Regions from separate parts of the Mus musculus genome. Here regions 2, 3, 4, 5 and 6 are each linked to region 1. Evidence: chromatin loops called from intact Hi-C (ENCODE). Cell type or tissue: heart. All regions are shown on one strand. Region 1 holds the start of Mzf1 (myeloid zinc finger 1). Region 2 holds the start of Zfp606 (zinc finger protein 606). Region 3 holds the start of Rps5 (ribosomal protein S5). Region 4 overlaps Zfp606 (zinc finger protein 606). Region 5 holds the start of Zfp128 (zinc finger protein 128). Region 6 holds the start of Zswim9 (zinc finger SWIM-type containing 9).

Region 1 (5,000 bases):
TAAAGGCAAAAGGGTCTGGTGTTCAAGCTCAATAGCTATACAGTGAGCTAGAGGCCTACCTAGGCTACTCCAGACATTACCAAAAACAAAAGACTGGGCACAGTGGCCATAGCACAGGTCCTTGGAAGGAAGAGCAGGGTGATCTTTAAGTATGAGGGTACTCTGTTTACATAGAGTTCCAGGATATCATAGTGAAATCTTGTCTAAAATAAATTATTTTTAGATTAGAACCACAACTCTCAAGGATGTGTCAAAAACTTATGTGTTGCAGGATATCACACTGTAAACCCCAAGGTTGTGTTATTTATTGGGGTTAAAAAAAAAACTGTTTTTAGTTGTGGTGTGGTTCCGCCATAGCACACACCTTTAATCCAAGAGCTTTCTGCTTGAGTATTGTAAACAGGATTAAATAAAGTCAACCATAGGTCAAGAAGCAGAACAAGAAGCCAGTTGACAGAGACTGAACATAGACATATTAAGAAACACACACATACACACGCACATGCACACGCACATGCACACGCACGTGCGAGAGAGAGAGAGAGAGAGAGAGAGAGAGAGAGAGAGAGAGAGAGAGAAAGGGAACCCAGAGGACAGATAGACATTCAGAAAGTAGAAGTGGGGGAGGACATTCAATGTGAAGGTTTCTTGGGACAGAGAGAGAGATTTGCGGTGGAACTTCAGCTGAGAAAGAAGGTCACCTGGGTGCTTTTTCTACCTCTCTGAGCTAGGTTTTCACCCCAGCATCTGGCTTCCACTACCTCAAGGAAAACAGAAAGGTAGCAAAAGGTAGTTTCAGGAAGATGCAACAAATGAATCTAAATGAATCTGAAATAAAACAAAAGGTTAGGTGTAGGGATAAAGAGATATTTAGCTACCTTCCAGGTGATGGCTGGGCAGAACTCATTTGCAACCTGTCAGCTTCTTTTTTTGTTTGTTTGTTTGTTTTGTTTTGTTTTGTTTTCCAAGACAGGATTTCTCTGTATAGCCCTGGCTGTCCTGGAACTCACTCTGTAGACCAGGCTGGCCTCGAACTCAGAAATCCGCCTTCCTCTGCCTCTCAAGTGCTGGGATTAAAGGTGTGCGCCACCACGCCCGGCTACCTGTCAGCTTCTTGTAAGTCAATTTCTACCAGAATAGTGTTACGACTTCAATCACAGATTTAAAAAATGGGGGAGGAGAGGTAATGTTTAAGTAGTCAGGTGTCGCAATATTGTTTGGTAAATGATGCTAGGAAACTAGAGGACTGGTCCCCGTCCTCTTTCTGGTGTGTTGTCATTTTTTGTGTGAGTTTTCTCTGAAAATGTTTCCCCCACACGCACATCTAATTTTTTGTTGCCATCCCTCAGTCTTTGAAACCTATCAGTCCGTTTTACCGTATCTCTATTAACATCTTTACTATATCTCTAATTTCTCCCCACTTACCTTTGTACTCTGGGTTGGCCCCTAGAGTTTCGATGTCTCACTTTCCTAATCCCAATCCCTTTCTGCTTCTCTCTTCTTCCTAAATTTTCTGACATGACTCAGGTTCTAACTCTGATTCTAATGACTAACCCTCCCCCCTTTTCATTCATACCTATGTGTGTTCACTTATATTCAGTCTCTCCTAGCATCCAGTCTCCCCCTCACAATTTTCCCACCCCTCTCATCCTCTCCCCCGACTCTGTATGGGGCTATCTCTGCCTTCCTGTATAGACATCTCGTTGGGTATTTGTGTCCCTGTCCCTTCCCCTTGGCTTCGCCACAGATCCTGACCTTTCTTAAACCAAGTAGTGCGGTCGTTACCTAGGATACCACCAGGTTTGGTCCCTTAGTTACCATGGAGTCCCGCTCACTCCTACCCACCGCGCAGAAATACAAAAGAGATCCGGTGGTGCTGCGTTTGCGCACCCACACAGCACCCTCCAAACTACGACTCCCAGAAAGCATTTTGCTAAGCCTTTCTTTCAGTGGTTCCGCAGGTAGCCCAGCGGACGCTCTTTTTCGAACCCGTCGTTGCCATGGAGACGGGGAGACGGCGTCCTAGTGAGAGCGGTGATTGGTGCAGAACCCTGCAAATCCCTGGAAGGCCGGTAGAGAACTGACATTTAAAAAAAAAAAAAAAAAAAAAAAGTGGTGGGGGCATGCGCAGTCTGGAAGGTGGTGCTTGAATCCGTTGCCCCCCGAGAGGATTGTGCACGTCGTCGGGGCCCTGACGCCTGAATTCGTGGCCGGGAGTGTGGGAAGAGACGTCCAGGAGTGCGAGCTGATTATTGCAACCAGCGCAATCCCCTAGGGACGGGAAGAAGGGTAGAAACGGAGGCTGGGGTGGGGGAAGGGCAGAAGGGCTTGGAGCTGCGCGCAAAGCAGTCTGGGATATGTAGTTTGATATGGAGCAAGCGAACGAGAGTGCGCATGTTCACGAGGGCACAGCCTCCCTCGGAGCATTGAAGGAAGGCTGGGAGTCCCTTCACCTCAAGGCCTAGGGAGGAGTCTGGGTAGAGTGGACTCTGGGATTCCAGCTGTCTAGCTAGACCCGGAGCGCCGGTAGGGGGTCCAGGAACTCCCAGCAAACCGGCCCTGTGCTGACGCGCTACCGCGCTGATCGCCACAGGTGCCACGGCGACCGGACACATTGGCACCCTAAAGCGAGGATGCTCACTTAGACTTCTGGGAAATGTATTTCCGGAACCTCTTCTTGCTTTATGGCTGTTCCAAGTTTCTCTCAGGGTTTCGAGTTGACTTAGCACCCTAAAGAGCAGAGGTGTAACCCACAGAAATCAAGCTGCCTCTAAGCTGATGCCACTGCAATAGTAAATTTAGATTTTCACAAAGTCCCAGTTGCAGAAAGTATCATGGGAGAAGTCAGTCCTTTTTACAAGTGAGGAAACTATAGCTGACATAGGCACAGCAAAAGTAGTACCCTTGCAGACTGTTGGTCTAATGAGTTGAGAGCCTTTAAGGGTACCCAGAAGTCCCAGTCACCTCCCAACCAACTAAACTAGAGAGCTGAAGACTTGTATCGCTGTTGGATGTGATGAGTTGGCTTCTGGTATTGGAGATATATGGAAACCTGTTGGCCTGAGAGAAGCTGAGATGGGGGATTGGGTGGAGTAGGGCTGTCCCCTTGATACCACATTGGGAAAGGAATGTTGGGGCCTGAGAGAGAGGCCAAGTCCAAGACTGGGTAGAAAACATTAAGGGACTTGTTTGTTCCACCGCAAAAGGCTGTCCACAGGGACTCTTATTGGGAGTCCAGGAGGAGGCAGCAGTGGTACTGATGTCTGGGTGCAAGTAGAGATGCAGCTATAGAAAAGAATAGGATGTAGGGAAGAGAAATGTTTCTAAGCTTAAGCAACAGCCTGTATTTAGAACAGAGTAAGCTACCAGACACTATATAGGCCCGGCGGAAATGAGGTCTACAAAGCACATGGCTCATATAGAGTTCCCACGGATCTCTGGGGTGTGGCTGGCCTGTCAGTGCCTGTTCCCTCGGGTGTCCTCTTCATGGCGAAGGTCTCGGATGAAAGGACACAGCATGGCACTCAGTCAGCATTCGCTGCCCCTGGCTGTCCTTATTACACATGCCTTGTACTATTCCTTCCCTAGGGACAGACACTGGCCTCAAAGACCGGATCTGGTACTCCTGATGAGACCCACTGTGCTGGGCTCCTCGGGCTGTGCACCCCCAGAAAATGAGCCTGCTCTGGTGAAGCTGGAGGACTCTGACAGCGACGATGAGAGAGAAGATATATTGTGGGACCCAGGCCTTGAGGCTGCACGTCTACGCTTCCGGTGCTTCCGGTATGAGGATGCAATAGGTCCTCAGGAAGCCCTGGCCCAGCTCCGAGAACTGTGTCACCAGTGGCTACGCCCAGAAGTACATTCCAAGGAACAGGTGCTAGAGCTCTTGGTGCTGGAGCAGTTCCTGGGTGCACTGCCCCCTGAGATCCAGGCCCAAGTGCAAGGGCAGTGGCCAGGCAGCCCTGAAGAGGCTGCTGCCTTGGTTGACAGACTTCGATGGGAGCTTGATGGACCTCGGAAATGGGTGAGTCAGAAACGGAAAAGACGGTCAGGGCTGGAGCATTGTCATGTTTTGCCTCACTCTAGAAGTGCCATGCCCAGCCAGACATGCTCCTTGGTCATATAGATGTGTCCACCTATAACGGATCCTTTGTGAGGCTTCTCAGGATAAGAGCTAATTCCTGTATTATCTGTCATCCCCACAGCTAGATGAGACACAAAGGGTACCATGCAATCCCCTCTACGCGCAAATAGTCCTTTTGCTTTCTGCTCAAGGTCAAAAGAGGGGAAGGGGAAGTTCAGGACTTTGGATGACCTAGTCAGTTTATATTGGAGTTGGTGCCCGTAGACCATGGGTTGTGCCCAGCCCCTCTCTCTCCCTGGTCTGTGCATCTCTGTAGGTCACAGTCCAGGTGCAGGGCAAGGAGGTCCTATCAGAGAAGATGGAACCCTCCAGCTTCCAGCCAAGACCTCACATCAAGCTTCAGACTCCAGACCCTGGGGCTGAGACTCCCCAAGGAGCCATGCAGGAATTGCCACTGAACCTACCAATGAAAGAGGAGACAGAGTTGTTGGGGAATCCAGGTGAGAGCAGGCAAAGTGGGCAGGCCCTAAAACCTAGATGGGCAAAGCTACTCCACTTACTGAGCCAGGCCCTACGAGATAAAATAGTTCCAGTGTGCCTTTCTCTCCCTTCCAGTCCAGCCAGCACAGACACTGTCCCTGACCACCATAGCCCCATTTCCAAGCATCATAGGATAGGCTGACTCACAGAGATACAGATGCACAAACCAGTGCTTCCAGAAAACCCTATTTGACACCATTCCCACTGGGCCTTCAGCTGCCCTACCTTGTCTTTCCCAGCTTCGAGATTGTGCCCATATCTCCCTTATGTCTGAAACCTAGCACCTCTAAGAAAGGTGGAAACTTTCTTGAGCTGCCTGACCCCACTCTTTCTCCCTAGAGCTCCTGGAATCTGGGCCTCTTCCTGCTGCTCA
Region 2 (5,000 bases), 580 kb after region 1:
GCGCTTCCCTCCATGTGCCATGCTGGATCCTGAGGACACAGAGCTGTGAATAGAAAAAGAAGTCATGGAGGCACCACTTCCTAGCAGAAGTTCATCATGTACCCTATGGAAATGAGAAGTACGAGGCCCTGCTGCTGCTCCTACCATCACCAGTAAGGAAGAAAGCTACTTCTTTACCCCACAGATGAAGGAGATGGGTCTTGGAGAAGGTGACATGTGAATCCTCACAGCCTTTCTGGTCTGAGCCCTAAGTCTCTAGACACTAATTCTTGTGTTATCTGTCCTAGAGATGTCATCACCACACCACCCCTACACATACTGTTCTGACCCCTCTTTATTCCAGCTCTGTATTGAGAGCGGGACTACAAGCTCCCGTTCTAAAGAACCACTGGGTCACCAGCTCTGACCTCAGCTATGGCAGATCACTGAAGGAAGACGTTAGTACATGGCACCCGACACAGCTGAGGGTACAGGTTCTTGACTCACCCCAGGAGACAGAAGGCTCAGGAGCTGCCATCCCCCAAGACTGGTCCATGAGGGTACCTACAGAGAAGGATCAGATTATGACTGTGGTACAAAACAGTGACTAAATGTAACACAAGAAAAAAGGAGCATGACAAAGTCCTACACAGAACCCAAGGGCATCTAAAAAACAATCCAACATAAGCTGGATCTGCATAGGAGACACCTGTAGACTGTAGACTATGATCTAACAACAAGGCAATGAAAAACAGAACCCTCTGAATGGCTGAATACGTTTCTGATAAGATGTATCACCACCTAATTCTTAATTTTAAGTAGGATACTGCCTTGATGTCTATGGTGATGAAAACAAAGATAAAACTATCACATATCATTATTAACATTGTTTTAAAAATACAGATTAATATTAATAAGTGAAATACAGTATTAACGGTGAAAAACACAAGAGAACTAAAAACATTTTGACTGTATATATTGTCTTCAAAAGAGTTCTATGAGTTACTAGAATATCTTATAGAGGTCCGTTTTAGAAGCTGACTATCAAATATACAAAACTTACCTTGTTGTTTACGAATACATTTCCTCTTAACGACTACCCTGTTCTAATTTTGTACCAAGACAGCTAGACTGTCTATTATCTCCCAAAGCTGGCAGCCCTTTCTCAGCCCTGACCTACAGTAAGCCTCCTGTAGGGAAAGGTGCAGAGGAAAAAAAAAAAAAAAAAAAAAAAAGCAAGATTTGGACTCACCCCAGGAGGGCCATGGGTTGATGGCAGCCATTCCTGAGGATTAACCAGCCAGGGTCCTGCCCAGGAGCACTGCAAGTATCAGCCTAGAGACAAAGCGAAGAAAAAAAAAAAAAAAAAAAAAGGCAAAATTGGTCCAGTCTCACAAAAAGTCCAGCGAGAACAAAAACAAAGAGAACACATCCACAAAGTTAACAAGACCCCTAAGAAGCATGATAAAAACAAACAAACAAAAAAACCGCGCGCGCACACACACACAAACACACACACACACATTGTGCAGTAAGTGGAGCACAAGTAATACCAGCAATGGGGAGGCAGACAGGAGAATCCCTGGGAATTTCTGACAAGTCAATAGAGTGGAATTAGAAGCTTCCTGGTTCAGAAAGAGACCCTGTCTCAAAGCCAAGATAGAGAGCCACTGAAGAAGATACCTAATACTAACCACATAGTTATCACTGACACAGACACACTTTGGGATAAAGTGTGATCGTCTGCAAAGGTTAAAGCCAAACAACAGCCATCACCACCTGCAAGATCTTCCAGACTCAAGCCCATCGATCCCCTCTCCCCTCCCGTAGTCGCGTCAGAGACAAAAAAAAAAAAAAAAAAAAAAAAAAAAGTCTAGAGTCAGACCCCACAAATGCATGGATTCCGGGTCTTTGTGTGAGGTCCGCAACCGCTTGGTACTGAGTTTGGTACTAAGCACTGGCACACTTACAGAGAGAGACTCAGATACCCTAGGATTTGAGTCAAACAAAGCTCAAGGCAAGCAAGTTGTAAGAATCCTACACCCCCCCCCCCCCCCCCCATAACTCAAGGCAAGCAAGTTGCAAGAACCATGCACGCACACCCTAACGGGACAGCACACACACACCCTCTTGTCACTTCAAATTTAAAAGAACCTGAGCCTTTCCCAAGTCAGGTTTGACGCCCTTTACAGATCTTTGCTTGGAAGGGACCGGTTAAGAGCCTGGCTCTCCTTCAGGGCCTCCGCAACCAGGTCGCTCCAGGCGCTGGTTTCAGCAAGCTTCCCGCCTTACCTGGCTCGCGGCCACTGGCCCTGATTGCACTGCGGCTGAGCTGGCTCGGGGCTGCTGCACCGAGCGTCTGGCTTCTGTCCTGCACCGAGACAACGTCCCAGGCCTGGCCGACTCGGCCCACTAGGGCCGGCCTTTCCCAGTCTGTAGAAACAGCGCACCCAGACCCGGGACCTGGAGGGTCGAGGGCAATGGGGGCACCGAGTCGGCGAGAGAAGAGAAGGCACCCGTTGCACCCCGGCACTGAGCCAGCCCTGGCCGCAGGCGCCGCTTCTCCGTGGCCGTTCCAACGACCTGCCAGGCTCTCCGTGACAACGACATCGGTAGCCCTTCGGTCCGGAATAAGGCCTTACTTTGGCCGCGGACAATGGCGGCCGCACCCCCCAGAGTCGACCAGGACACACCGCGAGGACTATTGGGAGTTGTAGTTTCAAAGAGACGCGCTTCTCGCTGCTACCGGAAGTCGGCCAAGGCCATTTTCAGAGCCTATTCTTCCCAAGTACCGCTCTTGAAGCACCCAGACTCTTAGGTTCCGCTTGTTTCCGAGGCCTAGAAGGGCGGTGGTTCTCTCATTTGCCATCACTCCCCAGGTGATGACAGCAGGATAGTTTGGTAGGCCAGGACCTCAGTTTGAGTCTCAGTAAAATTGCAGCTCAAGCAAGGTAGCTACTTTAAAGTCGGAGCTTGATGAGGGTGAGTGATCTCTAGGAAGCACTTCCCTCAACCTTGACAAAATTGAGAACGTGGTTGTTATTATACCTTTATTTTATTTTTAGACGAAGAACATAATTCTGACTGGCCCCTTGCATATGATTGTTGGAGATTAAATTTCAATGCATGAGTTTTGGAGGTGACAAAAATATACAAACCATAATCTTTATCTTCATTTTTGTTTCCTGATGCCTTTAGATCAAATATGACATGAGAGTTCAAACTTGAACAGAGCCATCAAGTCTTATTTTGGAACGTAAATTCATATCCTGTTTTATACTGACATACTGAATTTTTTGAAACTGGCATTAAGTGATTGAATTTCATAAAATTTACCATCTTTAAAAGACAATAAAGGTTCTTTATTATCAGTCCCTGAAAATGTAAAGTGATAGCTTTGAACTAACTTTTCCCCTTTCCTTTTGTCTCTTGGTCTTAAGAAACGTCAGTTGCAAAAGGCATAGTAACTTGCAGTTTGAGACACTTCTTTGCTAGTATTTCTTGAGCAAATACATGTATCATTACTAAACCCTAAGAAACTGCAAATTTCTTTCTTCCATACAGTTACAAGAACAGAGAGATTTTCTGCACAGACTTAAAATAACAAAGTCAAAGATCTTTAGGTAGTATTAGTATAAAGAAAACAAAACAGGGTGTTTGGATTGAGATTTTGGGGAGAGGCACTCAGAGGTGGCTGGTATCCAAAAGTGATATTGTGTTCAGATCTGAAAGAAAAGAAACCACCTAGTGACTGTATGAGGAAGACATCTTTAAGCATAGAGAACAGCAAGTGTTAAGGCCTCAAAGCCAAATTGGCCTTTTCCTGTTAGAGGAGATTGGAGTCTAGGAGTAGGAGTGAAATGAGATGAGCTTCAGGGTACAGAGGCAGCATCAGGGGGTGGTGCATTAAGGTGGTTTGAGGAAACTGAGGCAAGTCCCATTGTTCTCTAAGTTGTGAACTATGGTTTGAATTTTATTCAGGTAACAAGAGGAAGCCAGTGAAGGACATGTAGAGACCTGATATGAAAATCTAAAGAGTAAGAGACTACCAATGCCAGCTCTATTATACTATACCCAGCAAAACTTTCAATCAGTAGAGATTGAGAAAAAAAGATATTATTTATTATTAGATATTTTCTTCATTTACATTTCAAATGCTATCAAAAAAGTCCCCTATACCCTACCCCCGTCCTGCTCCCCTACCCACTCACTCCCACTTCTTGGCCCTGGCTTTCCCTGTACTGGGGCATATAAAGTTTGCTAGACCAAGGGGCCTCTCTTCCCAATGATAGCCAACTAGGCCATCTTCTGCTACATATGCAGCTAGAGAATGAGTTCTGAGGGTACTGATTACTTCATATTGTTGTTCCACCTATAGGGTTGCAGACCCCTTCAGATCTTGGGTACTTTCTCTAGCTCCTCCATTGGGGGCCCTGTGTTCCATCCTATAGATGACTGTGAGTATCCACTTCTGTATTTGCCAGGCACTGGTAAAGCCTCACAGGAGAGAGCTATATCAGGGTCCTTTCAGCAAAATCTTGCTGGCATATGCAATAGTGTCTGCATTTGGTGGCTGATTATGGGATGGATTCCCGGGTGGGGCAGTCTCTGTATGGTCCATCCTTTCATTTTAGCTTCAAACTTTGTCTTTGCAACTCCTTCCATGGATATTTTATTCCCTATTCTAGGGAGGAATGATGTATTCACAAGTTGGTCTTCCTTCTTGAATTTATTGTGTTTTGGAAGTTGTATCTTGGGTATTCTAGGTTTCTGGGCTAATATCCACTTATCACTGAGTGCATATCAAGTGACTTCTTTTGTGATTGGGTTACCTCACTCACGATGATATCCTCCAGATACATCCATTTGCCCAAGAATTTCATAAATTCATTGTTTTTAATAGCTGAGTAGTACTCCATTGTGTAACTGTACCACATTTTCTGTATCCATTCCTCTGTTTAGGGACATCTGGGTTCTTTCCAGCTTCTGGCTATTATAAATAGGGCCGATATGAACATAGT
Region 3 (5,000 bases), 130 kb after region 1:
GAAAAAGCCCTGGCTCTAATCGCTAACACAAAAAGGATTGCAGACCTCCCCAAATAAACTCACAAAGTAAACTAAACACTCACTAGACAAGACTGAAAATCTTTTAGATTAATGCCTAGGTCCTGCTGTTTCTTTTTCCCTTCTATTTTGGGCATGTACGCAAGTCAGGGGACAATTTGCAGCTGTCAGTTCTATTCTTCTACCTTGGATTCAAAGGATTAAACTTATATTGTCAGGCTTTGTGGTAACTGTCTTTATAGGCTGAACCACCTTACAAGCTCATTCTGTGGTATCTTTACAGACAGTAGACATACTTTAATTCCTTTGAACAAAATAGACAACTGGGCCGAAAGATATAGCTGAGTTGGTAGGGTGCTTGCTTTGTAAAAAGCCCTGGGTTCAATGTCAAGTAGTGGGATAAACTTGGAATGGTGATATATACCTTCAATCCCAGCACTCGGGACAGAATGCAGATATTAGCTTTTTCCACTAGACAGGGTTTCAGGCCAGTCTCAGCTATATGAGATTACCTCAAAATGGGTTATGAGGGCAAAGCAAATAGCTCCCATACTAACTTAGCCATAACAGTACCCATAGCCAACTGACATTTTTCAGGGGAGGGCAGCAGGGAACATTCATAGCACCAACTGGTCTCATACTCAAATTCCTCTTGCTGTAGGCTGATAGCAGCTTACCAACTGCTTTTGACAAGGGTGCCAACATGGTTCAGTTGACTAAAGCCATCTTTTCAATTGATACCCACTAACTGAATATACAAACGAAAGGGGACATCAAGTCAGGTGTAGTGGCACATGGGAGACAGAGGCAAGATCTCAAAGAGCTCCAGGCAGCCAGCAAGGGCTACACAGCAAGACCCTGACTCTGTCTCAAGAGACACACGATTAGAAAAATACGGGATAAAAACCACACTCTAACATCTTTTAGTGCCAGTTTGTATTAGGCGTGGGTGTAGCTGTCCAGTTATTGCTCTTCTACCTGTCTTGTACATCCACTGGTTGTTTTATGCCCTTTTCTGAACTAGAAGCTCATCCACACCTGGTCTCAATTAAAAAAATCATCACAAAGAACAATCATTAAGTTCCTTTTACCTGCAGAGAAATATCGTTGATCTGCACGTCATCAGTGCTCCATTTCCCAAAGAGCTTGATGTCAGGGGTCTCTGCCACCGCTGGTGTGGCTGCTTCCCACTCAGTCATCCTGGGGACAGGAGAATGGCAAGAAACCGTTACTGCCTAGACATGCTGGAGCAGTCACTCTGACCCCAAACTCTTCAGACGAACTCTCACTTTGTGGCAAACTGGGACATGAAGGGGAGACCCAGAAAGCTTTGAACAGCTCTCCAAACCCAGGAAAACCACTCAGGATTCTAAAGTAACTCGGCAGTCACCCCGCTAATCAGCTGGTACATGGACCACAGTATGATGGTTCATGAAGCCGTATACTCATCAGCTCCCATCAGATTTCCGTTGTGCACTTAGAACGTGTACTGAGCAAAAGAGTCATCACAAAACTAAGCAAACCTAGATTTATGTTTATGGTATATGACCCAAGTGATTTCCCTGGAGTCCCGTGTGTGCAAAGTATGAAGTCAAAACAGTGCAAACAAGAGGCGAAGACTAACTCGGCCCGTGCCGAGTTTCCCTAGGCACCCTTTTTCGCAGAGAAACGGTGAGATCCAAGCGGTCACGCCCAGGCTTCAGGTTCGGCCTCCGGCCCCCCAGATGTGCCTTAGAACACTCATGGTCACCTCTTCTGAACTCCGTGTCCCTCCGCAGCCTCACCTGAGGGCGCAGACTGGGCTTCTCAGTCGCTCGGCGTGGACCACGCGCCGCCCTGATACAGACAGGAAGAGGCCGCGCGCAGCGGACTAGCGCTTTTATGCAAAGCGAAAACTTCCGGGTCAGAGGTAGAGACGCACGCGCAGATGAAAACAGCGTGCTCACCAACCAATCAAGCGCTAGGATGAGAGGCGCCCTTTGAGCCGGGTAAAGCATGCGCACTTTTAGAAACAGCGCCACGCCCGTCTTCTGGCGGACCTCTGAAGTACTAGCTAGGCTTCTGAGTCGGCGCACATGCGCAGAAACTTTGGTGAGACCGACGCCGCCATATCTAAGTAGTGCTGACGTCCAGTCCACGCTCTCCGTAATTAGGCTGCAAAACCCAGGAACCATGGACGGTGGATTCTTAGCTAGGGCAACCAGCTCGGCTCACATTTTCTCACCAAAATAATGGAGTCGGGTCCTGTGGTTACCACCGATCCGGGTTCACAAGCACGGGCCCCACCCTCTCCCCTCCCGCAAGCCATGCTCGGCGGGTCCCAGGCTTCCGGTATGGGATCACTTCCTTTTTAATCACTCTGGCCACGCTTGTCTGGGCTTTTTTTCCTCAGGTTCAATCGCGGACAGTAGATTCCGACCGCCATTCGTGAACCTCCCCGGGGAGGGATACATAGAGGGGAGTCCTGGAGGGGTTGGCAGCCCGGGGATCTCCTAGGTGACTTACTTATCTGAGATCCCAGTGATTTGGTACTAATAAGGGAGAGACCTTGCCAGCAGGTTCACCCCCAGGGGTGGGTTTGTTTGTTTGTTTGTTTTGGAGACAGGGTTTCTCCTTGTAGCACCGGCTGTCCAGGAACTCGCTCTTTAGACCAGGCTGATTCATCTGCCTCTGCTCCTCCCAACTGCTGGGATGAAACATAAGGAGAGGAGGGAGGGGAGAGGAGAGAAGAGGAAAGAGGGAGGGAGGGAGGGAGGGAGGGAGAGAGAAGAGAAGAGAGAGAAGAGAGGAAAGGTGTCAGCAAACATAAGGAGAGGAGGGAGAGAAGAGGAAAGAGGGAGGGAGGGAGAGAGAAGAGAAGAGAGAGAAGAGAGGAAAGGTGTCAACAAACATAAGGAGAGAAGGGAGGGGAGAGGAGAGAAGAGGAAAGAGGGAGGGAGGGAGGGAGAGAGAAGAGAAGAGAGAAGAGAGGAAAGGTGTCAACAAACATAAGGAGAGAAGGGAAGGGAGAGGAGAGAAGAGGAAAGAGGGAGGGAGGGAGGGAGAGAGAAGAGAAGAGAGAAGAGAGGAAAGGTGTCAACAAACATAAGGAGAGAAGGGAAGGGAGAGGAGAGAAGAGGAAAGAGGGAGGGAGGGAGAGAGAGAGAAGAGAAGAGAGGAAAGGTGTCAACAAACATAAGGAGAGAAGGGAGGGGAGAGGAGAGAAGAGGAAAGAGGGAGGGAGAGAGAGAGAAGAGAGATTCTCACCCCGTTTTCTTCTCTATATCTCAGTTCATACCTTGTGTGTGTGGAGGGAGGGAAAACTGGGATTTCGGGAATCTTACCTAATTTTATCGTTGTTGTTGGGGGTATCACCCTACTTATCTTTGAAAGCTGACATTGCACTACAGTGATTGATAATGGATGTTTTTATAGACTCCGTATTACCTACTAGGTGACAGAGGGCAGATGAGGGGCTCCTGAATATGGGCCATAGGTTAAGAGAAATGCTGTAGCCGGGCAGTGGTGGTGCACGTCTTTAATCCCAGCACATGGGAGGCAGAGACAGGCGGATTTCTGAGTTCGAGGCCAGCCTGGTCTACAGAGTGAGTTCCAGGACAGCCAGGGCTACACAGAGAAACCCTGTCTCGAAAACCCAAAAAAAAAAAAAAAAAAAAAAAAAAAAAAAGAGAAATGCTGCAGAAATTGATTTGCACAGATAAAATTAAGTTTGCTTACCAGCATTTGGGAGCTGGAAGCAGGAGGACCAGAAGTTCGGGGCCACCTTCCACTCCATAGTGAGTTTATGACCAGTTTGGGCTACATAAGATTCTACCACAAACAAAAACAAACAAACAAACTCCCAACCAAAACCAATAGCATTGTTATTAGTATTTTGAGACAAAGTCCGATTATGTAGTCATGGCTGGCTTTCAAATTGCTCTTTAGACCAGGCTGACCTTGAACTCATTGATCTGCCTGACTCTGGCTCTCTAGAGTTGTGATTAAAGGAATGCATCGTTACAATCAGCACCCTTAAAATTCTTTAAAAAAAATTTTTCCCCGTAAGTAAAGCATGTGTACATGGGGTCTAAGAAGGCCAGAAAAATGTGATAGATCCTTTGGAGCTGGGGTTATGGTGGTTTATAAACCTGAGGTGGGTGCTAGGGATGGAAACTTTAAGAATGACTGCTGAGCCATCTCTCCAGCTCCCACCCTTAGAAATTCTTGGAAAGAGCCAGGCACTTGGTGGCGCACGCCTTTAATCCCAGCACTGGGGAGGCAGAGGCAGACGGATTTCTGAGTTCGAGGACAGCCAGAGCTATACAGAGAAACCCTGTCTGGAAAAACCAAAAAAAAAAAAAAAAAAAAAAAAAAGAAGAAGAAGAAAAAAGAAATTCTTGGAAAGAGCTAGAGTATCCCTCCCATAGGTCTTGGGCTTCTGGTGTTAACTTTCTTCGGGCTAAATGGAGACCTTGTAGGTCTTGCTTAGGTTGTCTTCATCTTTAAAAGCATGATGTTTAGCTCCAGCCTGGGCTCCCCAGAAAGTCTTTATTAGGGCTGGAGAGATGGCTCAGCAGTTAAGAGCACTGACTGCTCTTCCAGAGATCCTGAGTTCAAATCCCAGCAACCACATAGTGGCTCACAGCCATCCGTGATGAGATCTGATGCCCTCTTCTGGTGTATCTGAAGCCAGCAACAGTGTATTTATATATAATAAATAAATCTTTTTTTTTTTTTTTAGATTTATTTATTATATGTAAGTACACTATAGCTGTCTTCAGACACTCCAGAAGAGGGAGTCAGATCTCATTATGGATGGTTGTGAGCCACCATGTGGTTGCTGGGATTTGAACTCTGGACCTTTGGAAGAGCAGTCAGGTGCTCTTACCCACTGAGCCATCTCACCAGCCCAAATTTAAAAAAAAAAGAAAGAAAGTATTAGCCAGGAGGGGGAACTACACTGGGTGTTTGGGATCCCAGAATAGCCCTATTTTCAGGGT
Region 4 (5,000 bases), 560 kb after region 1:
ACGTACCAAACGGACACTGACACTACATTATTGAGTACTGGTTTCTGTTTCAAAACTCAGTCTCATATTTCTAGGCAATAGTCTTTCTATCTTCTATCATTCGGGATCTCCTTTACTAATCTTTTCTAAAGAGGTTAACCTTGATCAACAGTGAATGCCCCACTCAGTACTACACTAGTTTTTTTTTTCATTAATTCAGACTTAGTATTCCATATTCTATCACTTAAAGAGTACCTAGACCCTCCCCTTGTATTATCAGAATCTGTTTCTATCATTATGCACAAAATGCTAATGTGAAGCTTTCCATCTAATATTCCAGGTAGTATCTTTCCAGTTAAACTATTCTTGGCACAAGACTTTCCTCTTAATAATGCACAAACTTCTACATTTTGATCTACAGATTAGAGCTTTTGCTAGAATACTTTATTCACCTAATCATGTTTCTCAAATATGGATTCCTTGTGGACCACATAAGAAGCTTAGAACTTTTTTTCCTGTAATTTCCTACCATTGAATACAGGCTACATAACTGCTGAAAGGTTTTCTCATTTATAAACTCATAAAGTTTCTTCTAAAGAGATTTCTTGCTGTATAGTAAAGACAATTTAACTAAATTCTTAGTGAAAAACTTTCCTCTTGGTTATACTTATAGGGTTTTCTGCCCCCAAAGTCTTTGCCAATTCAGTTACAGTTTTTCTTCACTATGGTTTTTCTGATGTTGAAGTAAGGCCGAATGACCACTAAAGGCTCTTCCACACTGATTGCATATAAAGCGTTTCTCGCCACTATGCATTCTCTGATGAATAATCAGGGAAGAATTCTTACAGAAAGCTTTTTCACAATGATTACATTTGTAGGGTTTCTCTCCGGTATGGTTTCTCAAGTGTACAATAAGGGAAGAACTCTCATTAAATGCCTTCCCACACTCATTACACCTGTACGGTTTCTCTCCAGTATGAGTTCTCCGGTGTGCAATTAGGTGAGAGCTACAATTAAAGGATCGTTCACATTGATTACATTTATACGGTTTCTCACCAGTGTGAATTCTCCGATGAGCAACAAGGTGACAGCTCTGACTGAAGGATTTTCCACATTTATTGCACTCATAGGGCTTTTCTCCAGTATGAGTCCTTTGATGCCTAACAAGATGAGCCATCTGGCTACAGGATTTTCCACATTTATTACATTCATAGGGCTTAATTCCAGAATGGATAATTTCATGTTTTGTAAGGGCTGAACGCTCTCTGAAAGCTTTGCCACATTCTTGACAGTTATAAGGTTTCTCTCCCGTGTGAGTTCTCTGGTGAGCAATAAGATGGGAGCTCCAGCTGAAGGACTTTCCACACTCAGTACATTTATATGGTTTTGCTCCAGAGTGAGTTCTTTCATGTTTACTAAGGGCTGAATAATCCCTAAAAGCTTTTTCACATTCATCACATTTAAAGGGTTTCTCTCCAGTATGCATCCGCATGTGGGCAATGAGATGGGAACTCCAGCTAAAAGACTTGCCACATTCAGTGCACTCAAAAGGTTTTTCTCCAGTGTGAGTTCTCTGATGTCCAATAAGATGGGAGTTCCAGTTGAAAGATTTTCCACATTCATTACATACATAAGGTTTTTCTCCTGTATGGATTCTTGTGTGTACAATAAGATGAGAATTCCAACTGAAGGCTTTCCCACATTTGTTACATTCATAGGGTTTTACTCCAGTGTGTGTCCGTTCATGCTTAGTAAGGGCTGAACGATTCCTAAAAACTTTTCCACATTTATCACATTCATAGGGTTTCTCTCCAGGATGAGTTTTCTTATGCTGAATAAGGTAAGAGCTCCAGATAAAAGATGTTCCACATTTGTTGAATTCATAGGGTTTCTCTGCAGTGTATGTGCTTGTATGTTGAGTAAGTAATGAGTCGTAACCAAAGACTTTCTCCCATTCATTGTATTTATATGTTTTTTCTACACTGCCAATTTTTTGATGTTCCATAAAAGATGAGAAATAAAAGATATTCTCATATTCCTTATATTTCTCATACTGGTTTCCTCCAATTTGAAGTTTGGGGTATTCAATAAGTGATGGGCTCTGGTTAAAGATTTGATGGTATTCCTTATATCCATAGAGTTTTTCTCCTGTATGTACTGCTTTATGATCACCAAATTGTATAATATGATTGAAAGACTTCACAGCATCAGTACATTTGAACAGATTATCTCCAGTTTGCATTTTTGCAGGGTATACAGGCTGAACAGACTGGCAAAAGGCTTTATTATAATCACTATTTTCACAGGTAACCTTATCTGCATACATTATGGCTGAATTACAGCTCCAACTTTCAAGATGTGTATCAGGTTTGTAGAAACGTTCTAATTGTGAAACTCTCTGAGATGGAATTAAGTTTAAGCTTTGGCTGTACTCTGTGCCAAGTTCACAGAATTCAGACCCTCGTTGAGAAAGTACTTGTTTTTGCATAAAGACCATTTGCCTCATACCTGTGCTCTGGTTCATGTGATACATTTCTAACTGGTCGCCATATCCCAGAACTCCTAGCCTGGAGAGCCAAGGATTATCCCATATGTATCTTTCTAACATCATTCCATTGCTGGATTGTTCTTCCTCAGAAACACTCTGTGCTGGAATCAGCGCTTTGCTTTCAGTATTCCTCATCCACTCTGAAACAGAAGGGAGGACTGTAAGTGCAAAAGACCTCAGTATGCACTGGTCAGATTTATTATTCATACTATGGAAAAGGCTAAAGTATATTTCATTTTCAAGTCCAGACATAAAAGCCAGAGAAATAGTGAAAAGTAAACAATAGCTGAATATAAAAGAAAGTATATCATGACACTAATAAAACTTATGAGGAGCACTTTCACATGAAAAGGAGGTTTTACAGGAAAAAGTTAGCTATGCAGGACTGAGCTACTCAAACCATGCACATTACTAAACTGGCTTGCTTCATGACTCATCCTTACCTAACCACTAAGAATCGAGACTATGAAATGAAATGCTGTAAATATAATAGCTTTTCATGTTCACAGCCTTGAAGCAGATATAGCAGTTTCTCTAGAGAGCTTGTAATTAATGACATTTCTAGTGAAGATGTGCTTTCTTTCTAAAGATCTGGAGTATGTGTGTTCTCAGCTGTATAAGTATTACTGCCTACATGATCAATCTCCAATAAGCACAATGGATTCTGACTTAAGCTCAACCATGTTTCATAGTAGGCAACTTCACAGATGATCACAATTTCTGTTTGGCTTCTTCTGGACCCTATGGATATTGCTTTATATTCTTTTGTATAATAAACTATTATCCTGATGGTAGTGAATTTCAAGTCCTATAAGTCATCCTAGTGTTATCAACAGGGTAGCAGAGGATGCCTCTGACAAAAAGACACAGTGAATACTAGTAGAAAGAAAGGAAAGAAGGAAGGAATGCACAACGAACAAAGGAGAGAGTGTAGGGGTGATAGGATGAAGGGAGAGGAGGGAAGGGAAGAAAGGAAGGGCTTAAGGAATAAGCATGCAGGCTTTTGGCAAGTAATGTTTAAGTCATTAAATAGAGTTATAATTCACTTCTGTATTATAATCTCTCTCTCTGTATGTGTGTGTGTGTGTGTGTGTGTGTGTGTGTGTGTGTGTGAGTATGATAAAGTATCGCCGAAAGATTTCAAACCGGGTGTTATAATAAACTTCTACTACAAAATTTGTCATTCCAGAATCCAGTCAAGATTTAAACACATAAGACAGAGGGCAATATCATCAGAGTTTAGAGATTCTTCTAAAGAAGCAATTCCTATGACCACTACAAGAAGAAGACCTCAGTTCAATTCCTAGCTAACAACTATCTATAACTACAGTTCCAGAGAATCTAATGCCCTGTTCTGACCTCTGTGGCCTCTGGCAATGCATATACATCAGGCACACACACATACCCATAAAAAATTAAAATATTTTTAAGCAAGCAAGTAAGTAATGCTAAGAGGAGCTGAAGAAATGGCTCAGCAGTTAAGAAAATATTACTGAGGATTTGAGTTCAGTTTCCAGCTTTTAAGTCAGATAGCATAAAACTACCTATAAGTTTAGGCACCTGCACTAGCTTGTGTGCTCGTGCACACACATAAACATACAAAAAAAATTAAAAGAAAAATGCTAAAAGAATTCCTTTAGGCTGACATGGAAAAACACTAGAAAACAACTCAAATGACACTACTAAAGAAATCATATTTTTTTCTGTTTTTGCGGACAGGGTTTCTATGTAGCCTTGCCTGTCCTACAACTCAATATGTAGACCAGGTTAGCCTTGAACTCACCTGCCTCTGCCTCCCAAGTGTTCAGAATTAAAGGCATGCACCACCACACCCAGTGAAATTACCCAGCGAATAGGATTGACTTATCTGATTTTAGAGATAAGACAACAATACAACAATAAGGCAGTAACAAACCAAGCAATTGCCAAGGAAAAGAGAAGTGGTGACCGGTACACCGAGAAGCACCAGAAAGTGGCAATGTGGTACAGAGCAGTGAGTGTATGTGAGATTTCAACACACATTTTATGTCGCTTTGACTTTTTTAAACCATGAGAAAACAGTCTATATTCAAAAACTATTTTTTGTAAATAAGTCTTTAAAGCCATAGACTACAGTTTAGAATTTTAAAAATAAATTTTAACATAGGTAAATATCTGAGACCTTAGCTTAGGGAAGTTACAGGAAATATGAACAACCACAAAGCAGACAGAAAAGTGTGTGTGTGTGTGTGTGTGTGTGGTGTGGGGTTGGGGGAATGACTTAGGATACAATGTAGTTTTATGAGAGGCTCTGCTCTCAATCAGTAGTAGATGAAAAGGAAACATGAAGTTGAAAACACCCTCGAGGGAATTCTGAATGTATCAGAAAATAACTTCTCCACCTTTAGCCCATTTCTCAAAAAGGAGAGCTTTGAGGTCAAGTTCTTCATTTATGCCTGGGGCATCACCTCACCTGGACAACTGCTTTTAGGAT
Region 5 (5,000 bases), 170 kb after region 1:
TGAGGCCAGCCTGGTCTACAAAGTGAGTTCCAGGACAGCCAGAGCTATACAGAGAAATCATGTCTCGAAACCCCCCCCCAAAAAAAAGATGTGGGTTGCAACTCCTTTGGGGGTTGCATATCAGATATCCTGCATATCAGATATTTACATTACGATTCACAACAGTAGCAAAATTATAGTCATGAAGTAGCAACAAAATAATTTTGTGGTTGGGGGTCCCCACAGTATGACGAACTGTATTAAAGGGTCACAGCATTGAGAACCACTGCTCTGGACACTTGAATGGCTTCTTGTCACTTTTCAATAAAGGCTGATCACTCTCCCAAAGATATCCAGGTACCTGCTCCTGAAACTTATGAATATTACAATAGTAACATAGACTTTGCCGATATGATAAAGACGACAAAACAGGCACATGTCCTGAGTTATCTGGGTGGCCTCTAAATGCAACCACACATTTAGGAGATAGGCGTGAGACTTGAGAAGTTGGAAAGTAATGTGATCACCTAAGCGAGATGCTACATTGCTGCTCTAAGGCTAGATAAAAGGCCACAAGGCAAGGAGTGCCGGGGCTACAGCTCTTATAGTTGGAAAAGCAGAGAACATCCCCTAGAACTTGGTGGAAGTATGGCTCTGCTTAGTTTAGTGGTGCTCATTTCTGACTTCTCATCTCTAGACTGTGTCCCCCCCACCCTCCCCGCACCTTTTTTTTTTTTTTTAATTCTGAGAGAGGGTCCAGCCTGGCTTTGAATTTATCATCTTCCTGCCTCAGTCACTCATGTTGCTGGATTATATGCATGCGTCACCACTCTTGGCTTACAATGTACATTGTCTTTTGCCACACATTTTGTAAATACTTGCTACAGCAACCACAAGAAACTAATGTACTAGACCTCTAGGGTCTCCTTATTTGGTCCTTGCTCCTGTGGAGGCTAGTCTCCAAAATGGCCCCTTAGTAACCCCCCCTCCCCTCCCCACCCCCGATCTGCATGCAACCATGCTGACTTCTATAACTGATAGGATACTGTGGAAATGACAGCATAAAGTCTGAGCTGAGGTCACAGGTGACAACACAGCTTCTACCTTGCCATCTTCTGGATCACACCACTCTATAGGAAACTTCACTTTACACAGTGAGACCTAAGTGCTTCATAGCAAGGCCTACAAGGAGAAACACTGAGTTCTCCTGCCAACAGCATGTGAATGAACTATCTTGACAGTGGGTCTTCTAGGCTCTGATAAGTCTCAAGTAATAACTGTTGGACTGTCATTTTGAATATAACTTTAAGAGCCTAGGGTAGATCCATAAACTAAGTCACTCTTGATTTCCTACCCCATCAGAAACCATGAAGTAGTGTTTATTTCAGGTCTCACTACGTTTTGTGTGTACTACCTGAAACACGACAACAGATTGATTAAACACACCTCTTTTCCCGCCCGTCTCATCGCTTACTCCTTGACAAACTGTCAGCCTCATGACGGTTACCTGAGACTTGACTGGGGCTGGCGAATCCACCTTCACTATGGCTCATTCATATAGCTGTTGATAGGCCTCAGTTCTCAGTTCTACACTCTGGTCACATTTCATGAAAAACTGAGATGACATGAATCTGATCATTTGCAATCTAAGACTATCATAAGCTTACTTTTCACACCAAATGTAATTAACGCAAATTTCCCCCAAGCAAACCAAATACCCACCTCCTGACCTCCAGAGCATAATTTCAAAGTTGCAGAACTTATGTATGAAATGGTCTTGGCTTCTGCTAGGTGAACTACGGTGAACAGAATAAGCAATTTGTCTACAAGTGCAGACTTTGATGATCAGGAGCTAGACAAACACTGATAGCCACACCTACCAGTTTTCCCAAGGCCCAGAAGGGCGTGACCCTTACTAGTTACTTCTGTTTTCCTAACTTGGTACCTCTGCCCCGTGAAGTTATGCCTTACTTGCAAAATAGGGGTCATGGTGCGGAGGTTCCCTTAAAAGTCGGTTGATTCTGCGCCTTAGGACATGTTTTGAGGACCGTACCCGCAATGTGGTTGCTCTGTAATGCTAGCCAGTCACCTGTCATCTCCGAGAACCGTCTTTCGGGATAAATGGGAGGGCGTTGGCCAGAGTGGGATCGAACCCCTGAGCAGAGCCTGTCAGTCCTCAGGGAAATGACCACCCTCCTCCCCTCCACCCCATGGCACGCAGACAGGAGGCTGAAGCATGCACACAGAGGGAACTAGATTTGGACCCAGGCTCGGAGGCTGAGCCACAGCGCTTGTTTCTCTTGTGGAAAAAGCGCCGCGGGTTACAGGTCACTCTGTCGGGGACAGCAGGACTCGGAGTCCAATCTGTCCTTTTTGTTACCTGAAGTTGTGTTGCTTGCGGCCGCGAGGCCATTGCCACTGTTGCTGCTTTGTCCTGGTGGTCCATTCCAGGCCAACAGGTTAGCCACAGACGTCCAAGGACACCCTAATTTTAAACTCAGCCCCGTCCTGGGGACCACCCGACTGGCCTCCCGCTGGACAATGGCGGCAGCGCCAGGGACACTGAGACTACAATTCCCAGAAGGCCACGCGCCGAGACGCAGCACTTAACCAATGGAAGCTAGCGCCAGCCCAACGTTGACCAATCGGGGAAGGCCTGGCCTCTGGTCTAAGGGAGTGCAACCACTCACAGGTCTTGTTTAAGGATCAGGTCTGGGTACCAGCAGAGGTCAGCTTACATTCCGTTACCTGCGGGTGCGGGCATCACTTGGGCTTCGAGTTGCCTGGAAAATAATCCTCCCGCCCTGACGGCTGAGTTCAGGGCATATATGCATCTGCACCGTGAGTTGGGCGCGCAGCGGCAAGGTCTTGGTGTTAGAATTGGTCAATCTGACCTGCTGCTGGAATTTTTTGTTTTGTTGGTTTTTTTGTTTTGTTTTGTTTTTTGGTTTTTTGGTTTTTCGAGACAGGGTTTCTTCTCTGTATAGCCCTGGCTGTCCTGGAACTCACTTTGTAGACCAGACTGGCCTCGAACTCAGAAATCTGCCTGCCTCTGCCTCCTGAGTGCTGGGATTAAAGGCGTGCACCACCACACCCGGCTGCCCGGCAGGCAGATTTCTGATTCCTGCCCAGTCTGGTGTACAGAGTGAGTTCCAGGACAGCCAGGGCTACAAAACCCTGCCTTGAAAAGGGAAAGAAAGAAGGAAAGAGAGAAAGAGGAAAAGAGAGAAAGGAAGGAAAGAAGGAAGGAAAGAAGGAAGGAAACAATGGGCTTTTGCTAGTTTTCACTAGGTTGATGATGTAATAGAAAAAGACCAAAAATACACTATACCCTTAAAGAGACAGAGACTATCAGGTGTAGAACAGCAGGCTCTGCCCTTCCTCCACTATCCCCACTCCCCAGTACTGGATATTGAACCTAGGTCTTTATGCAAGAGTGGTAAGTGCTCTAATACAGAGCTGCAGTCCAGCAAACAGCAGGTCCTTTTATTCTCATCCTCCCTTCTCTGTCTCTCCCTCCTTTCAGCCTAGTAGTTTCCTTTGTTCTCTCCTGGCATCTTCCTCACCAGTCTGACAATGACAGTAGTGTCATAACTGGTGCTCTGGGTCTGGGCTGGGCATTTCTAGGTTCTTGGCCTCTTTTCCAAAGAATTGAATTTAAGAGCTTACAGAAAAAAAGTAAGATAATGTTATTTGAGTAAAAGTGAAATTACATATTATGTAGGTATGCTATTAAAGATTGACAATGAGTTATGGGAGTGAAGATTCTCAGTGTCCAGATTATTGCTCAGGGCTTCCTTTTATAGGGTTCAGGAGAAGGGGGTGCTGATTACTAGATATGTAGTTTGGGTGGTTCTCTACTCTGATTGATAGAGTAAGTCATATATTCGTTTTCTCTACTGTGCATGTCCTTTTTATAATGCATCTGATTTTAAACATAAGTGTGCCCTTATGTATCAGCATAAGGTAAATAGGAGGGTCTCCCTAAAAGTAACAGAGGGCACAGTTTTCCTTTCTTGTGTATGCATCTGAAACTAGGTCAGGCCAGATCAGCTTTTCCATTCTTCATACACAGACAATGCTGAGAATATACTTGAATGGAAACTGTCTAATTTGAACATTGCCAAGGACGGGAAAACTTATACTACTGTTCAGAGATGGAAGTATGGGTAGCCTGATATAGCTAGAAGTTCTGAGGTTACTAGAGGCATTGTTTGGAGAGGTGTGTGTGTGTGTGTATAGTATGTGACACTGAAGGCTCCCAAGTGTGTTACTGCAAGAGGACTGTGTCTTCATAATCTCAAATCAAATAGGGGATGGGGGTCTTAGTGTACTAAACTATCTCCTATGCTCACCTGCCTCAGTTTCAAGCAGTGCAGTGGGTTTGAATGAGATATTTCCCTGTAGTCTCAGGCATTAGAACAGTTGGGGATGATGCTCTTTGGGGTGCAACCATGCTGGAGGAAGTATGACACTGGGACCTGCCGGAATCCTTGCAGTCACCAGAGCCAGCAAAGTAATGATCCACAGGAGGCTAAAGGGTAGCTCAGGCACAACAGGACTAAGTAGTTAGTGTTGGTTCAAACTTTGGAAGTCTGACCCCAAATAGTTTATTTTAGGCATATTTAAGCACAGCACAATTTGGTGAAAACTTTGATGGTGATAAACCTGATCAGGCAGGTTGGGTTTGATGGAGCCACCAGTGTAGAGTTGCTACAGCACCAGTAAAACATGGTGATTGTTAGAAATTGGCTAACAGCCACTCAAGCTATTGGCAGCTTCTCTCAAGTTGTAGCAGCCACTGTAGAAGCTATTCAAAAACCTTTTCAAAAAGGGTCTTATTTTGAATTGGGAAATAAAAGACATTTGAAAAATGAATGCAAAAGTATTCTAGTAATCCTGCCTCTTACCTTTGTCTATGATGTTAAAAAAAAAAAAAAGGAAAACATTAGGCTAAGGAAAGTTGATCCAAATTTGGCAAGTCTTGCGTGCACCTGACTGGCCAGGAAGAACGATGCTGC
Region 6 (5,000 bases), 220 kb before region 1:
CAAGGTTTACATAAGTAGTTCAGCAATTGCTGAGGGTGAGGGGTCTCTTCAGTGGAATTGCCTGCAGGTTGAGCAGATAGCTCCAGGGATGCAACTTTCAGAAGTCATCACCCATGCTGAAGTGAGCTTAGGAGTGATGTAGTTGCCTCTGATGCATCAGCTTTCCTATAGGTAACACCATATAACTCAATTGTTTTACTAAGCTAAATTTTGGTGGAATCATTTCTTTGGCTTGTCATCAATGCCCTTATCTGGGGTGAATGTTAGCTCTCATTTTCCCAGGAAACATCACAACACAAAGTGCCTTGAGCATGGCAGGGGCCTTACATAATACTTCTCTGCATGTTGGCAGCAGAAGTCTCTCCTTTCCTCTCTTGCTCTTTTTTTCTCATCAGTTGTACCTGAAAAAGAAATCCAAAGACCAGCTAAGGATATTGGCTGTGCCAGAGACTAAGACTTGGGGGAAAGGGGAACACAACTCTTAAGGAAATAAAAGAACAAGTGTATTCAGGGACTGCCGAGACGGCTCAGTGGGTAAGAGTGCCTGCTGTTAAAAAGAGAGAGAGAACATGAGTTTGAATCTCCAGCACCCATGTTATAATAATAATAATAATAATAATGTCAGGCAGGCATGGTTGTACATGCCTGTAAACCCAGCATTATGGGATAGATACAGGTGGATCTATCTTAATGGTGACTGCTCTCCATAGAATGAGAAAATTTTACTGACATTTATTTTTTTTCACATTTTTATTCTTTGAGAGTTAAGTTTCGTTATCTGCCCCCTTCCCCTTTATATTACTGAAGATAGAACCCAGGCAGGGTCTGTTGCTGCTAGGAAAACACTGTACCACTAAGCTATATCTGAAGCCTTCCTTGGCTGCCAAATGCCAAAGGCCAGCTTCCCTTTCCAAATGTCCATCCTCACCCTGACAACTTCCCTCTGTCCTCCCTGTTCAAGTTTCTCTGCCTCTTCAACTCCATATACACTAAGCAACAAGACCTGACCCTCCCCTAAGTGTCTGCAGATCTCCAGTCTTATCCCATCCGTGCCCCTTCTGGCAGCCAAGCTCACCTTTTCCCTGGCTCCTGACACTCATCGCGCCAAGCTTCTCTAGTCTTCAAATCGGACCACTATCTGACCAATGACGTCACCTTGCTTTCATTACAAGCGTCCCATAACACCAAGCATCCCACACCGATTGATAGCAGGCGTCCAGGGTGAAACACCACACTCAAGCCTTCCTTTCCGGCCCCAGGCCGCCCCTCTTCTCTTGGCGCCACTAATTCTGATGGCCACGCCCACCGCCAGGCTTTCTCCCTAGTCACGCCCTTCCAAGCCGCCACCAGTCCTCCGCAGACACCAAAACTCCTGCGGCCTTGGTCAACCAGTCAATCAGTCAGCCAGTCAGCCAGTGGCTCTCCCTGTACACGGCTCCTTGCTGCCCTCTCTCCTGCGCCCTCGGTCGCCGCGACGTCCCCATTCCCGTTCCGCTGGCCGCACCCGGAACCTGCAAAGCTCACTGGCGACAAGCGCTCGGCACTCTCGCCGACCCCAGCCCCAAGCCCGTGCCCACGTCCCCACTTGCCTCTCCAAATCACTTTGCCGGACGCCGCCACACTCGCTCACTCGCTCGCTCGCTCGCTCAGAGACGCAAACCCGAAATCCCCAAATTCGCGCCACACAGATTTCGCGCGCACTTTGGCGGGAGGGGGCGGAGACGAGCAAGGGCGGGGGCCTGCGAGTAGCGCGTGCCGCAACTATCGCCCGGAGGCTGCTGGGAGTTGTAGTCTCTAGAGCGTGAGGCAGCCTAGAAATGGGACAGAGTGGGGAGAGGGAGGGGCGCTGTCCCGCACAGCATGCTGGGAAGCGGCCCCAAGCCTGTCCTCCCTGTGGATGAGCCGGTGAGCCTGCGAGGTCGTAAGGGTGACAGTCGGGGAGAAGAGAAGGGTTGGTGGAAAGCCACCTTGCCAGGCACTAGGGGAAGAAAGGCGGGATACCGCGCGGGGCATCCCGGGAGCAAGGGCCGGGCTGGGCTTGGGCGCGAGGCATTGTGGGAGGTGGACGCCGCTTTGGGTTGGGTAGGTGAGTTGAGGGGGAGGGGGCCGGAAGGGTGCACAGCTTTAGGAGTGGAGAAGCACCGCTATGTGGGATGGTCAGGCCGGGAGGAGCAGCGGAGAGACAGGTTGAGAGAGTCTCGAGAGGTGGGAACTGGATAAAAGGGGCTGTGCAAGGGACAAGAGGCTCAGCGGGACGTGGGGGCCCGGGGGAGCATTAGTAGTGAAGAAGCCCATCTGAGGACAAGGCGCCGTGTCCAAAACGAAGATACACATTGAGAATAGTAGCAATTTCTGGGAAGAGGGGACTGCAACTTGGCCCAGGAGGAGAATAAGTCTTAGGAGTATGGACCAAAGATGACTATTGGTGACACTTCTGAGTTGAATTTGCCACAAGTGGGCCACACCCCTGTAGGCGAATGATCCCTGACTGGACATGGGCAGCACATCTGGAGATAAGAGCATCTCTGGGAAGCAAAAAACACAGATCAAAGTAGCAGTTCAAGGCAGTCATATCTGAGGGGCAACAGCTGCACATTTGATACACCTAGGGAGAAGAAAGGTGTATGAGGATTATGACTGGGATGAGAGATTCATGCCTTAGCTATGAGAGTAGATATGAGTTACACTCAAATGTAGACTTGTGGGAAAGGGAGCTACAGATGAATGGGACTACTAGATATTATCACCAGGCATAGGACTCACATCTGGAAGAAGGAGAAATCTTAGCAAGAAGCTGGGAATACATTTGCAAAGATGCTCACAGCTGAGCTAAAGGCAAGATATGTAGAACTGATTCCATTTGTACCTAGAGGTCACATCTAAGGCAACTGGAACTAGGATTGAAATTGATTAAATGCCAACTGAATCTGGGAAGGCAACAGGTGAACCACAAAAATGGGATGGAGATTCCTATCTGGAAAGCAAACAATGAAACCACTTTGATTTGTCTGAGACGTACCTGAGGCAGCAGTAGCTGATAAGACAGTCTGATGATGAAATTGTGGTAACCCAGGTGGAGATGGGTCTGATGTCCAGCTCTTCTCCCCACTTCTACTCAAGGTCCCAGGATGGAGCTGACAGAGCCCTTACCGAGCGCAGCCGTGCAGAAGGAGGAACAGGAATTGTTGGATCGAACTTTCTTCTCTTGGGCTGAGTTCAGCCGCTTCTTCGACAAGTGGTGCCAGCAGCGACTGGTAGTCTTCTCGGTGAAGAGCTCCACACGTGTGGCACGAAGCCCCTGGGCCAACACGCCCCCACTCTACAGGCTTATCCACGTGCTCAAGTACAGCTACGTGCTGCTGGTGTGCAAGGATGTGCGCATGCCCAACAAGTCCACAGCGTGGTGCGTGAGCCTGAGCTGTGACCCTACAGGGGGAGGGGAGCAAGGGGTGAGCCAAACAGCTTCCAACCCACAGGTTTAATACCAGGGAGAGAAGCCCACTGATTCTGCCAAGTACAGAAAAGCCAGGCAGGACAGATTCAAGGAAGGATACTTACTGAGATGGAGTCTGAGCCAGGAAATAAATAAGACTCAATACAAAACAACCCAGACTTGATATACAGGGTTTAGTAGAGGCCATTGTAGAGAGTGAGAGGCATACTGAAACAAGCCAAAAGACAGGGGAGAATTGATTGTCCCCCAAATACCAGAGCCAGCTAGCGAAGTTGGTGGGCCAGGTCTTGCACATCTACAAAAAGCAGCCTGGAAGACTGAACTGTGAAGAAAGCCATAAGAAAGGAAGATATCTCCAGTCAGTGTAGAACCAGATCCTGTTCTGGGAGCTGGGGTTATTTTAGATTAAAATCTACCCATCTGGAACTTTCTGACTGACCAGAAGATTCGTGTTAAGAGTAAGTTTGTAGGTAGTTCCTGGCAAATGGGTAGTACCACCAAAGGGTTGGTAGATAGTTAAAAGAGAGCCACTTGGGACTAAGGAAGTCTTCCTTGAATATAGGACATGACAAAACCATGCTTCTATGTAGCAAATGGTCAGCTGCTGGAATTCCTTTAAGAGTTCTAGTTTCTGCCTTAATCTACTATTTACTGCATCATGCTCAGAGCTCCGCTGTTCTGTCCTGCCTCTCTAGTGGTCCCTGTGTATGTCTGAGAGAAAGTTTGAGAACTTTAGTTTGAAGCCATGGATAAGAGCAGAGTACTTAAGAATACAGGCTATGCCTTTGAGCTGCCAGATTCCAGCCCTACCGCTTACTGGAATAGGATACCATTGGGCAATGGGTTTCACACCTCAAACCTCAGCTTTCGCATCCCTGATATGGGGCTGTCACATGTATACTTGCTACTGAGGACCACTGTGAGGATATATGAGCATGCATAAGAAAGCATTTTACCCATGTCTGACATCCAGGGCAGCCAATTAAGTGATAGTTGTAGGGGCACAGACTCAGGACTGGTGTCAACCTATAATTATGGTCATGGAGAAGATAACATCACCTTCCTGGGCCTCAGTTTGCACATCTGGGAAGCAAACACAGAAGTATCTGTGTCATAGATTTTGAATAAATGAATTAGAACCTATTAATTATTTGGAAGGGCATCCAACATGGAGTAAGCACTCCATAGCTGTTCTTACCCCAAGTATATCGACATTTGTTGTGGGGGTATGCTCTGGTTCTTTCTTGTTCTTTATTGTAGAAGTGGAGCTTCAGAGGTCTAGCACCAGAGCAACAACTTCAACCATGTGTCCTCACACAACTGTCTAGTGAGTGAGCACTTGCAAAAGAGACAGGCCTAATCCAGAATCTGCCTTTGCTACCAGGACACAATTCAACATTTAACAACCATTTATTGAGTACTTCTTGTGTGCATGCTGGGTGTTTTGAGACCACAGTTGATTATCCCAGCTCTTGAACCACTGAGAATCTAATCTAAGAGACAATGACTAAAAGAATGGAAAGAAGGGAGGAGAAAGCGCAACATA

Evidence for each region. A loop is a pair of places that touch in the nucleus more often than their neighbours do. Peaks named below come from ENCODE experiments on the same cell type or tissue, not always from the same donor. Only the 100,000 strongest peaks of a DNase experiment are listed, where the experiment ranks them.
Region 2: it touches region 1 in a loop (5-fold over the local background); 8 of 42 quality-filtered maps call a loop at or near these places.
Region 3: a loop joins it to region 1, with 3 times the contacts of the local background. A loop is called at or near these places in 14 of 42 quality-filtered maps.
Region 4: a loop joins it to region 1, with 5 times the contacts of the local background. A loop is called at or near these places in 5 of 42 quality-filtered maps.
Region 5: a loop joins it to region 1, with 5 times the contacts of the local background. A loop is called at or near these places in 2 of 42 quality-filtered maps.
Region 6: it touches region 1 in a loop (5-fold over the local background); 25 of 42 quality-filtered maps call a loop at or near these places.

What each region holds. Positions count from the first base shown.
Region 1 is chr7:13,051,770-13,056,769 of GRCm38, reverse strand. It overlaps Mzf1 (myeloid zinc finger 1), which reads left to right and starts at 2,006. Exons shown (of 6, transcript NM_145819.2): 1 at 2,006-2,289; 2 at 3,589-4,027; 3 at 4,404-4,587; 4 at 4,967-5,000. The coding sequence starts at 3,629. In heart, no CTCF peak of the experiment used is centred here; DNase peaks (open chromatin) are centred at 1,989 and 2,329; H3K4me3 peaks cover 1,855 bases; H3K27ac peaks cover 1,419 bases.
Region 2 is chr7:12,475,978-12,480,977 of GRCm38, reverse strand. Zfp606 (zinc finger protein 606) reads right to left here and starts at 2,673. Exons shown (of 7, transcript NM_026112.4): 1 at 2,272-2,673; 2 at 1,232-1,314; 3 at 487-543; 4 at 1-43. The coding sequence starts at 1,262. In heart, a CTCF peak has its summit at 2,723; DNase peaks (open chromatin) are centred at 2,447 and 2,697; H3K4me3 peaks cover 1,790 bases; H3K27ac peaks cover 1,542 bases.
Region 3 is chr7:12,919,191-12,924,190 of GRCm38, reverse strand. It overlaps Rps5 (ribosomal protein S5), which reads right to left and starts at 1,880. Exons shown (of 6, transcript NM_009095.2): 1 at 1,803-1,880; 2 at 1,110-1,218. The coding sequence starts at 1,217. In heart, a CTCF peak has its summit at 2,038; a DNase peak (open chromatin) is centred at 2,030; H3K4me3 peaks cover 2,880 bases; H3K27ac peaks cover 2,113 bases.
Region 4 is chr7:12,490,024-12,495,023 of GRCm38, reverse strand. Zfp606 (zinc finger protein 606) reads right to left here. Exons shown (of 7, transcript NM_026112.4): 6 at 4,980-5,000; 7 at 1-2,667. The coding sequence ends at 686. Among named protein-coding and RNA genes, the nearest start is that of Zfp606, 14 kb to the right of the region's middle. In heart, no CTCF peak of the experiment used is centred here; no DNase peak of the experiment used is centred here.
Region 5 is chr7:12,878,720-12,883,719 of GRCm38, reverse strand. Zfp128 (zinc finger protein 128) reads right to left here and starts at 2,542. Exons shown (of 4, transcript NM_153802.4): 1 at 2,360-2,542. The coding sequence starts at 2,425. In heart, a CTCF peak has its summit at 2,538; a DNase peak (open chromatin) is centred at 2,599; H3K4me3 peaks cover 1,712 bases; H3K27ac peaks cover 1,014 bases.
Region 6 is chr7:13,275,549-13,280,548 of GRCm38, reverse strand. Zswim9 (zinc finger SWIM-type containing 9) reads left to right here and starts at 1,828. Exons shown (of 5, transcript NM_177312.4): 1 at 1,828-1,905; 2 at 3,121-3,403. The coding sequence starts at 3,129. Lig1 (ligase I, DNA, ATP-dependent) reads right to left here and starts at 1,723. Exons shown (of 29, transcript NM_010715.3): 1 at 1,590-1,723; 2 at 328-401. The coding sequence starts at 344. In heart, no CTCF peak of the experiment used is centred here; DNase peaks (open chromatin) are centred at 1,328, 1,968 and 2,028; H3K4me3 peaks cover 1,530 bases; H3K27ac peaks cover 1,193 bases.